2 separate regions of the Homo sapiens genome follow, and region 2 is linked to region 1. Evidence: chromatin loops called from intact Hi-C (ENCODE). Cell type or tissue: mammary epithelial cell. All regions are shown on one strand. Each heading gives the region's core, and the rest is flanking DNA. Links, peaks and the distances in the headings are about the cores only.

Region 1 (5,385 bases), core at 178-5,177:
GTCTGTGTGTGATCAATTTCAGACTTTCTAGCTTGACTAGCTCCATGATATGAATTATTCATCCCATCTTATTTCTGACTACTTTACCGAGTAAACCATTTATTCAAGCCAATCTGGTTTTTCCTTTTATAAACTAACATTACACTGATAATGAAGACCAAACTATTTAACACTCATTAATTCTCTACTATCAATGTAATTTGTCTTCCTAACTAGATTATGATATCCTTGAAGCCTGAAACTCTATTAACCAGCTGCCATAGAATAGTCTTTTGATTTACCCCCTACCAAAACACTCCTTCACCACAAATACTGTCTCTGACTCAGTAAAAACATTTGATATGTTTTCTTTCTATATTTATATTTGCTTTTATATTTATAGATCAATAACATATATTTACATGTCTCATTGCACCTAACACTGGTGGTCCTAAGTAGCAGTGATCACTCATTAAATATTTGTTGATTAATATATAATATATATAACATATATTATATAATATATAAGACTGAGTAACATTTTACTTTGAATCACTCCATGACCTCTAAGCCCAACATAAAATAGCATCTTAGTGGTCTGACATTGTTCCATATCTTTCTTTGGAGATAAAATAACTTAACTTGTCAAAGAGCAAGTGTCTTTTGATACTGACATCATAGAACCCCAAATTTTTTTTTAGCTAAAAACACAATTAGATGGAAAAGCAACAAGAACAGCAGTTGATGAACAGAACTGAATAAAATATGGGACTTATGTTGAAAGGCTGCCTCTGAGCTGCTGCCACATAAATAAGGAGATGGTGAGGTGGACCGAGGGACATTTACCAGTCCATGCTGTGTTATTTCTGATTTTTTTTCTTTTTTCCCCCCACAACAGGAATGACCAAATGTTCACCTGGTACCCCAAGAGAATTAATGGGTATCTTTTAAATCCCAACTCAAAGCAAGGGAATTATTTTGAGTTCTTGGTAGAATCTAACACGTTGTGTCGATGCAGGAAGGAGCCTCAGAAATAGTCTTTAAGGCTGTTGAATTCTGCATGTATTTGAATAATTAAAATGTATGTATCCCCTCCCCCCAGCCATCCTTTTATTCCTAGCACACTGCAGACATTAATAACATGAAGCAATAGTGCACTCGCACGCTTTCAGAAACAATTGCGCTAATTGTGAACTTGCCAACTGCTAACAAGAATGCTAGTGTGCATTACTCTGCAGTTATGCCCAGTTCTATGAAGAGATAGCAGCACTTTTGTCTCCAGTAGCCAAGGCTTACAGATGGGTCACTCAGCTGAGGCAGAATTGGGCTGAGCTCTTGGCAGATGGATTGGAAAGTTGGCTGACTTGTTTAGAAACCTGACATCTTGATCATCTCTAGTCTCCACAGACAGACTCTTCTGACATGCCATTCACCTCAGTACCTCCCTTACCACTCATTCACATTTTCCTTGGAAAAGTCCTGTTTTTACTGTAGATCACTTTCAGTCTGTTTCTTTCATGACTGTACTTTTGCATATATATATATATATATATATAGAGAGAGAGAGAGAGAGAGAGAGAGAGAGAGAGAGAATAGTCCTTCACAGTCCTTCTCAACCTCAGCATTCTTAACATTTGGGGCTTTGTTGTAAGAGTGTAAAGGGCTGTCCTGTCATGACAAGCAAAAATGTGTCCAGACGTTGATAAATGTATTCAGTGGTGGAGAAATCATTCCTGGTTGAGAACAAGTGGTATAGAGTCATTTGGGGTAAATTATTTGAATTCAGGTCTTGACTGACTATATATACATAGGCATAATCCACTATAAAGTACAACTGTATAAAAATTCACTAGAACAAAAGCATTTCCAACTGAAAGTCATTTTATTTCAAGAAATATCAAGTATAATGTAATTAGAGTATTAAAAATTGAATGGACCCTTAGATTTGATGCAACCTGTCTTTTTGTTTTCTGAGACAGAGTCTTGCCCTGCCCAGGCTGAAGTGTGGTGGTGCAATCATGGCTCACTGTAGCCTCTACCTCCTGGACTCAGGTGATTCTCCCACCTCAGCCCCCTGAGTAGGTGAGACTACAGGCACACACCACCATGCTAATTTTTGTATTTTTTGTAGAGATGGGGTTTTGCCATGTTGCCTTGGCTTGTCTTGAACTCCTGGTCTCAAGTGATTCTCCAGCCTCAGCCTCCAAAAATGCTGGGATGATAGGCATGAGCCATGGTGCCTGGCTAACTTGTCCTTCTTAATCAGGATATTTAATATACTAGGCTTTTATTCAAGACATCTGAATAAGGAAGAAAATTGTTTCTGTGGATTGCCACCTCTCCTATTCTGCCCTACTACAAATGTTTATTATATTCCCAGATCCTGTCCTAAATGCTTAAAAACATTTTAAGGGCTGGGCACAGTGGTTCATGCCTGTAATCCCAGCACTTCGGGATGCCGAGACAATTTTTAATACTCTGAGTATTTAACACCTGAGGTCAGGACTTCAAGACCAGCCTGACCAATATGGTGAAACCCCATCTCTACTAAAAATACAAAAATTAGTTGGGCATGGTGGCGTGCACCTGTAGTCCCAGCTACTTGGGAGGCTGAGACAGGAGAATTGCTTGTACCTGGAAGGCGGAGGCTGCAGTGAGCTGAGATTGCACCACTGCACTCGAGCCTGGGTGACAGAGTGAGACTCCATCTAAAAAAACCCAGCATTTTAAGGACTGGGTACCATAGCTGACTCCTGTAATCTCAGCACTTTGGGAAGTTGAGATGGGAGGATTGCTTGAGGCCAGAAGTTTGAGACCAGCCTGGGCAACCTAGCGAGATCCTGTCTCTATGAAACATAAAATAAAAAAGAATAAGCCTTTCCTTTGGCTGTTTTGCTGGAGACCCTCTCTTCCCTTCCCTCTTCAGCTCTGACCCAGCAGGGCCAGCACCAGTGCTCCCACTGCAGGTTCAGACACTGGAAGGGTTATTACAGATCAGCAGCTGGTGAGTCATGACCAAGTCACTGCCTGGTCCTTAGGGGACACAACTCACAAAAGCTACTATGAGTGTCTTTTAATGCATACATTTGGCTTTTAGACATAGAAAATTCCATGTCTAAGTGAGAAAATTAAAAGATGTCTTTCAAGATAAACAGAGATTGAAGGTAAAAAGAAATACCTTTTAAATTAAACAATTTGAAGGACTTAAGCCAGTGTCAGTGACTCTGAAGTAATTAAGACATAATTAAGGTACACTGAAGTATGGGGACATCATTGATTCATACTCTGTTGAGTGGAACCCAGTCAAAAATTTAAGTCTTTGGAATTTGAATCAGGAAACCCTCAGAGTTCCAGCCAAAGTCAAATGAGCACCTACACGGGACTTTTTGCCTTTGCATAGTAGTTGTTGTCTTTGTGTACCTGCTCTCTTCCCCACTCCTCTGGCAGAGTCCCAGACTCCCTGACCACAGGGGAGGGCGTATAACCCATGCTGAGTTGATCATGGTGCTCTGTCCCCATCACCCCACCCACCACACTTCAGTGTGAGGGCAGGAGGCACACAGATCAAACCAAGGAGTTCCAAGCCTTTATCCAGAATTGTCTACTGGAGCTATAGAGAGGAGGCTCATTCTTGCCTCTTAGGTCACGATGCAGGAAGGACGTGAATCTGGGGCTGCCAGAAGTCCTGCTCCCCACTGGCAGAGGGAATGGTAAATAGACAATCTGGGCAGCCTTGGCCCAGCTATCATCTCCAAGCACCCAGAGCTGCCTACTTCTGGCTTTTCTTTCAGTTCTGTGAGCTACTTCAGTATCTCTCCAATAAATCTAATGCAAGGCATAAGTGGTTTTGGCTGTCACTTAGAACCAATGGAATCCTGAAAAATACACTTGTATTCTGTTCTAAGACTACAGAACATGAAATGTTTTTCCCATATGTAAGTACAGCCATACCTGGGCTAACAGTCACTGAGGTTTAATATGTGCCAAGTACTGATAAACTGAAAGTTTTCATAGTACATTTTCTAGAGGCTTCACTGACCCCATGATCAAGGGTGTCCTAACTAGGCAGGGGAGAACCTACCATGTTCTAGGTCTATGGTTATCTGTCTCAGCTGAGATCTGTCTTCAAACACTACACAATGATAATGACAGTATCTGGTGCCATGAAAGGGCAACCTGAGAAGAACGAGTTTTTATACAAAAACCTCAGAAACTACCTCAGCATTTGACACTTAATTATACAGTAAAAAAAATTCAAAACCTTAGGTAAGCCTGTCAAAAAGATTTACCTCGCCTTTGTATCCAGTGCTGGGCTGACAGCTCTCAGTGCCTATAGTAATTAGCCCTACCCAAACCTGCAGCAAGTCACCACACGCTCCCCAGCTCCTCCTGAAATTAGTGCACTCAGCCTAGCCTGACAAACACCCTGCAAGGCTCACCTAACCTCTTGTTACATCTTTTTTGTTTGTTTGTTTGTTTTGAGACAGGGTCTTGCTCTGCCTCAGCTCTGTCACTGCTGGAAAGCAGTGGCATGATCACGGCTTACTGCAGCCTCCAACTCCTGGGTTCAAGTGATCCTCCCACCTCAGCCTTACCAGTAGCTGGGACTACAGGCATGCACCACCATAACTGGCTAATTTTTGAAAAATTTTTGTAGAGACAGAATCTCACTGTTGCCCAGGCTGGTCTCCTACTTCTGGGCTCAAGCAATCCTCTTGCCTTGGCCTCAAAAGTATTGGGATTGGATAGACTGGATAAAGAAAATGTGGCACATACACGCCATGGAATACTATGCCGCCATGAAAAAACATTAGTTTATATCCTTCGCAGGGACGTGGATGAAGCTGAAAACCATCATCCTCAGCAAACTAACACTGGCACAGAAAACCAAACACCATGTTCTCACTCATAAGTGGGAGCTGAACAGTAAGAACACATGGACACAGGGAGGGGAACGTCACACACCAGGGCCTGTCAGGGGATGGGGGCAAGGGGAGGGAGAGCATTAGGACAAATACTTAATGCAAGTGGGGCTTAAAACCTAGATGACAGGTTGATAGGTGCAGCAAAGCACCATGGCACATGTATACCTATGTAACAAACCTGCACATTCAGCACATGTATCCCAGAACTTAAAGTAAAAAAAAAGTATTGGGATTACAGGCATGAACCACCTCTCTTACATTTTTATCTTCTTTATCTTCTATCTTGCCCCTCTGATTCCTGATTTGCTTTAGCCATGGGGCGCCATTCTCAGCCTCCCTATATTCCTTGCACAATCCCACCTCTGCTACCCTGCTGATGCCGTGCCTTTTGCTGGTCCTCTTACCCTTGAAGTCCAACTCAAATGCTTCTCTGTCAGCACAACCAAAAGTGACTTATTGATCCTTGAACCTCCACGGCCCC
Region 2 (5,385 bases), core at 144-5,143, 220 kb after region 1:
TCTCAGAGTGAATAATAAATCCACCATCTATCCTGCACACTTCATTCACAGCCCTTTTCTCCCCCTAAGGATCCAAGCCACGCTCAGAAGCCTGTTGACAGTGGTGCTCCTCATGCTGTCGTTCTTCATGATTTCCCAGCAGGTAAGGATGTAAATAATGCAGTGGGAGAACCACAGGATCCAGGAGTAAGTCTTTTTCCCTGCCGGGGGTTAGCCTCTCAAGGACATCCTTCTTCATTTTTCTGTGCCTATAGAGTCCGAGACTGGAGAGGTCATCTTATCCAGGACTCCACTTCAAGAAGGGTTGATTGTACCAGCCATTCCAGAAAGCTTAGTTGTATACCCTTGCCTTTGAAGCTCCCTGAGAAAGAGAAAGAGAGAGAGAGAGACTTTCCCTTACAAATGAACATTGCAAATTGCCTACCAGTCACAAACTTTTTAACTCTTTCAAAATAGTGGGTACTAGGCCGGGCGCAGTGGCTCACGCCTGTAATCCCAGCACTTTGGGAGGCCGAGGCAGGCGGATCACGAGGTCAGGAGATTGAGACCATCCTGGCTAACATGGTGAAACCCCGTCTCTACTAAAAATACAAAAAATTAGCCGGGCGTAGTGGCGGGCGCCTGTAGTCCAGCTATTCGGGAGGCTGAGGCAGGAGAATGGCGTGAACCCGCGAGGCTGAGGTTGCAGTGAGCTGAGATCGCGCCACTGCACTCCGGCCCGAGGGACAGAGCGAGACTCCGTCTCAAAAAAGAAAAAAAAAAATAGTGGGTACTAATTAACAATTGTAATATGGCTGGGCACAGTGGCTTACACCTGTAATCCCAGCACTTTGTGAGGCCGAGGCGGATGGATCACCTGAGGTCAGGAGTCCAGACCAGTCTGACCAACATGTTGAAACCCCGTCTCTATAAATACAAAAAAGTAGCCGGGCATGGTGACGCATGCCTGTAATCCCAGCTACTTGGGAGGCTGAGTCAGGAGAATCACTTGAACCTGGGAGGCAGAGGTTGCAATGAGCTAAGATTGTGCCGTTGCACCCTGGGCAACAAGAGCAAAACCCCGTCTCAAAAAACAACAACAACAAAAAAATTGTAATAAAGTTAATCCTAACTTAATAACTGAAGTTCTTTTGTCTTCAAAGTTGTCTCAGCTGCTTACTTACCTATGAGATCAAAGTAATTTGTGTGTGTGTGTGTGTGTGTGTGTGTGTGTGTGTGTGTGTGTGTGTGAGACAAGATCTTGCTCTGTCGCCTAGGCTTGAGTGCAGTGGTGCAATCACTATAACCTTGAACTCCTGGACTCAAGTGATCCTCCTCCCTCAGCTTCCCCAGTAGCTAGGACTACAGGGGTGCCACTACACCTGGCTAATTTTTTTTTTTCCTAGGGACATGGTCTCGCTATGTTGCCCAGGCTGGTCTTGAACTCCTGGCCTCAAGTGATCCTCCCACCTTAGCTTCTTAAAGTGCTGAGATAACAGGCATGAGCCACCCATGCCCACGCACAATATAAGTACTTTTGTAATAATTTTTAAAATGCCCTTCATATCCAAGGCTACAAATAAACTCCTGATTTACTTACAATCTCTTTTTATCCACTTGATAGGCTGATTTTTGTTTTGGTATGGGTAAACTTATTTGCTAAAGAGTTGTAGTACTCCCTTAGTTAATATTTGAAATTAAAATGATTTTTAAGCATAATTGAGAATAATAATATTATACCATGTCTATAAACTTTTTTCATTGTTCAGTGTGTATTCAGCACGGCTTTATATTGGCACAGTAGGAAACATTTGCTAACACAATAGTGTTTTTTTCAACCATTTCCCATCAATCAAAGCATGGTAAATGTGTCTAATTTGGTCTTTAAAAAGGGAGCTCATAACAATGTCCAAAAAAAGAATAGCATTTTTTAAGTCAATTTGATTAGTATAATCTGTTCTCAGAATCAGTGGAACATAACTGCCTCAGTGGACACAACTAAATGCTACTTTGTGCTTTTATCAAATCTGCAACCAGGATGATTCATCATACATAACTATAATTTTATATTACAGAGCAAGTTGATGATTTGAACCTCACTTCTGGAGAAATTGTTTATCTTCTGGAGAAGATAGATACAGATTGGTACAGAGGGAACTGTAGAAACCAGATTGGCATATTTCCTGCCAACTATGTCAAAGTGATTGTAAGTGGGTTGTGTTTGTTTTAATTTGGTCATATACTCAGTGGGTTCTATGTGACTTGTAGGTTGGAAAAAATAACTAGAAACCCAGATTCTAGTTCTCTTTCATTGATTCATTTGGCATTTGGAAAATTCAAAAATAAAGATTTGGTCAACTAGGTGATGGTTAATTATTATATTATGGAGTGTTAGAACTTAATGCCTAAATGCTGTCTGAAATCCTAAAGTGAAAGACCACCACAGGTCAACTGGTGAATCAGCTGTTCTTGGAGAGTTGTTAAGCACTTAAGGATATATGGTAATTCTTTGAGACATTTAGTGAACATGAATTCAGTGATACTAGCTTATCCTGTAGAGATGTTCTCTGAGGTTATGGTACCACTTCTTTTCTTTGGAGTACATTTTGGTTTGAGTTTCTTTCATCTTTTCCATTCTTATTTATCTCCATCTTTAAAAAAAAATTTATTTGGGAATACAGAAGTATTTATATTGGAGATAGTGGTTCATTAATGGTTGTACCCACAAAATAATTTCTAATCTGATTAGGAAAATTATATTAAAGCACCAGAATTTTTATACCCTCACGGCCTAACTTGTGAAAGCATTCCTATGTGTGAGAGCTGTGTGTAAGCCCAGATGGCTGTGTGAAACATGGGGATAAAATCAGACTGCCCTCACACATTTGTATCAATTGGAATAGGATGACTCGGTCCCTGATATAACTTACTGATACTGTGAAATATCAATAAATTTAGCTTAACAGCATTAACAGCTTATTTGGAAGGAAAAAGTAAATAAATTCCATTACATCAGAATATTAGAAAACAAGACTAACAGAAAATCTGAATTCTTCAAATAGAAATGAATTTGAGTCTCTTGGATTATGAAGGGTAGGCATTAAACATTGTCCAGTGTATCTATGCCTTGATTCTTTGGAGAAATTCAACCACATTCTGTAAATTAATATTAAGAATAATGTTTGTTTTAGCACTCTTCCTCATTTTTCTTCTGCCCAATGTAGCAGTACTTTAAAAAGCACAATTACCACACTGAAATCAATCACACAGAATCTGCCACATTATTGGTATAAGTGTTATTTCTAAGCCCACAAGTTTAAAAAATTGTTTTAAAACTTCAAAACTTTAAAATTCAAGAAGGCACTGATTTAATATAAACCTCGAGCTTTAAGTAGTTTTAAATTGCATGCATTATAGCCAAATATTTTATTGCAACCCAGCCCTCCTCTACTGAGCCTTGTAAATGAGATATTATATTAAGTGCTTGGCTGGGCACAGTGGCTCATGCCTGTAATCCCAACACTTTGGGAGGCTGAGGCAGTAGGTAGGATCACTTGAGCTCAGGAGTTCAAGACCAGCCTGGGCAACATAGTGAGACCCTGTCCCCACAAAAAATTGAAAAATTAACTTGGCATGGTGTTACGCGTGTGTAGTCCCAGCTACTTGGGAGGCTGAAGTGGGAGGATGGTGTGAGCATGGGAGGGCAAGGCTGCAGTGAGCCATGATCACGCCACTGCACTCCAGCCTGGGCAACAGAGTGAGACCCTGTCTCAAAAAATAAATAAATAAAATAAAACAAAGTGTTGCCACTTAGTTTGCTAAATACAGATTCCTTTCTTCCCTATTCATGTTGAAGGGGGAAAATATTTCAGTTATAAATGTGAAGAGAATCCACAAGTTGTTTTTGTTTTGTTTTGTTTTGTTTTGTTTTGTTTTGTTTTGTTTTGTTTTTGAGACAGTCTCGCTGTTGTCACCCGGGCCGGACTAGTCTCGAACTCCTGATCCTCCCAGAGTGCTGGAATTACAGGCGTGAGCCACTGTGCTCAGCCCGAGAATCCAAAGTTTTATTGAAATGTTTTATCTTGGGGTCAGAGAAGCATTGCAGGATTCTACCAACACTTGGAGTAGGTGTGGCAGGGCTAATGCCTGATTTCTATGTTAAGTCCTTCTCAGCTGCAGTTTTCAACCTGGAAAATATGGTATAGAGCTGGCAGGGTGCGGCAGCTCACACCTATAATACCAGCACTTTGGGAGGCTAAGGCAGGCAGATTGCTTGAGTCCAAGAGTTCAAGACCAGCCCAGGCAACAATGGTGAAACCCTGTCTCTACTAAAAATACAAAAATTTGCCGGGTGTGGTGGTGCACACCGGTAGTCCCAGCTACTTGTGGGGCTAAAGCAAGAGGATCACTTGAGGCTGGGAGGTCAAGGCTGCAGTGAGTTCTGATTGTGCCGCTGCACTCCAGCCTGGGTGACAGAGTAAGATCCTGTCTCAAAAAAAAAAAAAAAAAAAAAAAATGAGATAGAGAAAATTCAGTCAGAATTAGAGTGATATTAATGTGGTTATTCCAGTAAATAAGAGAATTGATTGGCTACTCAAGGAAGGCTACTTCACAAGTTACACTTTTTTTTTAATCCAAATTCAGGATTTGTTTTACCATTTAGCACCTGTAGTTCCTCTTAATCAGATTAACACCTAGCTAAACCGATCGATTTCAGTCATGTACTTTCTAATTACTTAACCTTAAATTTATCTTATGAAAATCTGAAAAAAATATAATTGTTGCCTTGATTTTATCTTTGCTAGATTGATATCCCAGAAGGAGGAAATGGGAAAAGAGAATGTGTTTCATCTCATTGTGTTAAGTAAGTTTTATTTGTGTTCTTTTACACAAAATACAAAGGAGATAACCATCTATATCATGAAGAATTATCAAGCTTAAAACACTCCAAGGCCAGGCATGGTGGCTCAGACCTGTATCCCAGTACTTTGGGAGGCTGAGGTGGGAGGATTGCTTGATGCCAGGAGTTCAAGACTAACCTGGGCCACATAGCAAGAACCCATCTCTATTATTTATTTATTCTTTATTTTAAAAGAAAACACTTCATATGGTGATAATTCAGATTCTCATCGTGTCTTTTTAATTACAAAGAAAACTTGTTTAAAAGGTGACAATGGGTTAAAATTCTGATGAAAATACATCATGAACCTGCTGATAGAAGCTTACCTAAGCAACTCTCCAACATCAGTGCAGGACATAAAGAAAGCAGCAAAGACAGTCTATGCCAGTGCTTCCTGCAGCCTGGTCTCAGCATGAGCAGAGATAGTTTCATCATTTACTGCATTTTATTTTGGCCATCTGGTGTTCACCCAGTTTTTAGAAGGTTCAAGTATTTTTGTCATGAGA

Evidence for each region. Hi-C counts contacts between places; a loop is a spot of excess contacts. Peaks named below come from ENCODE experiments on the same cell type or tissue, not always from the same donor. Only the 100,000 strongest peaks of a DNase experiment are listed, where the experiment ranks them.
Region 2: it touches region 1 in a loop (5-fold over the local background); 17 of 110 quality-filtered maps call a loop at or near these places.

Annotation. Positions count from the first base shown.
Region 1 is chr4:151,354,304-151,359,688 of GRCh38, reverse strand. No RefSeq gene overlaps it. Among named protein-coding and RNA genes, the nearest start is that of SH3D19, 31 kb to the right of the region's middle. In mammary epithelial cell, for the core only: no CTCF peak of the experiment used is centred there; DNase peaks (open chromatin) are centred at 2,978 and 4,338.
Region 2 is chr4:151,134,532-151,139,916 of GRCh38, reverse strand. SH3D19 (SH3 domain containing 19) reads left to right here. Exons shown (of 20, transcript NM_001378122.1): 13 at 70-142; 14 at 2,055-2,185; 15 at 4,785-4,843. It overlaps SH3D19-AS1 (SH3D19 antisense RNA 1), which reads right to left. Exons shown (of 2, transcript XR_001741442.2): 2 at 1-361. Among named protein-coding and RNA genes, the nearest start is that of SH3D19-AS1, 13 kb to the right of the region's middle. In mammary epithelial cell, for the core only: no CTCF peak of the experiment used is centred there; no DNase peak of the experiment used is centred there.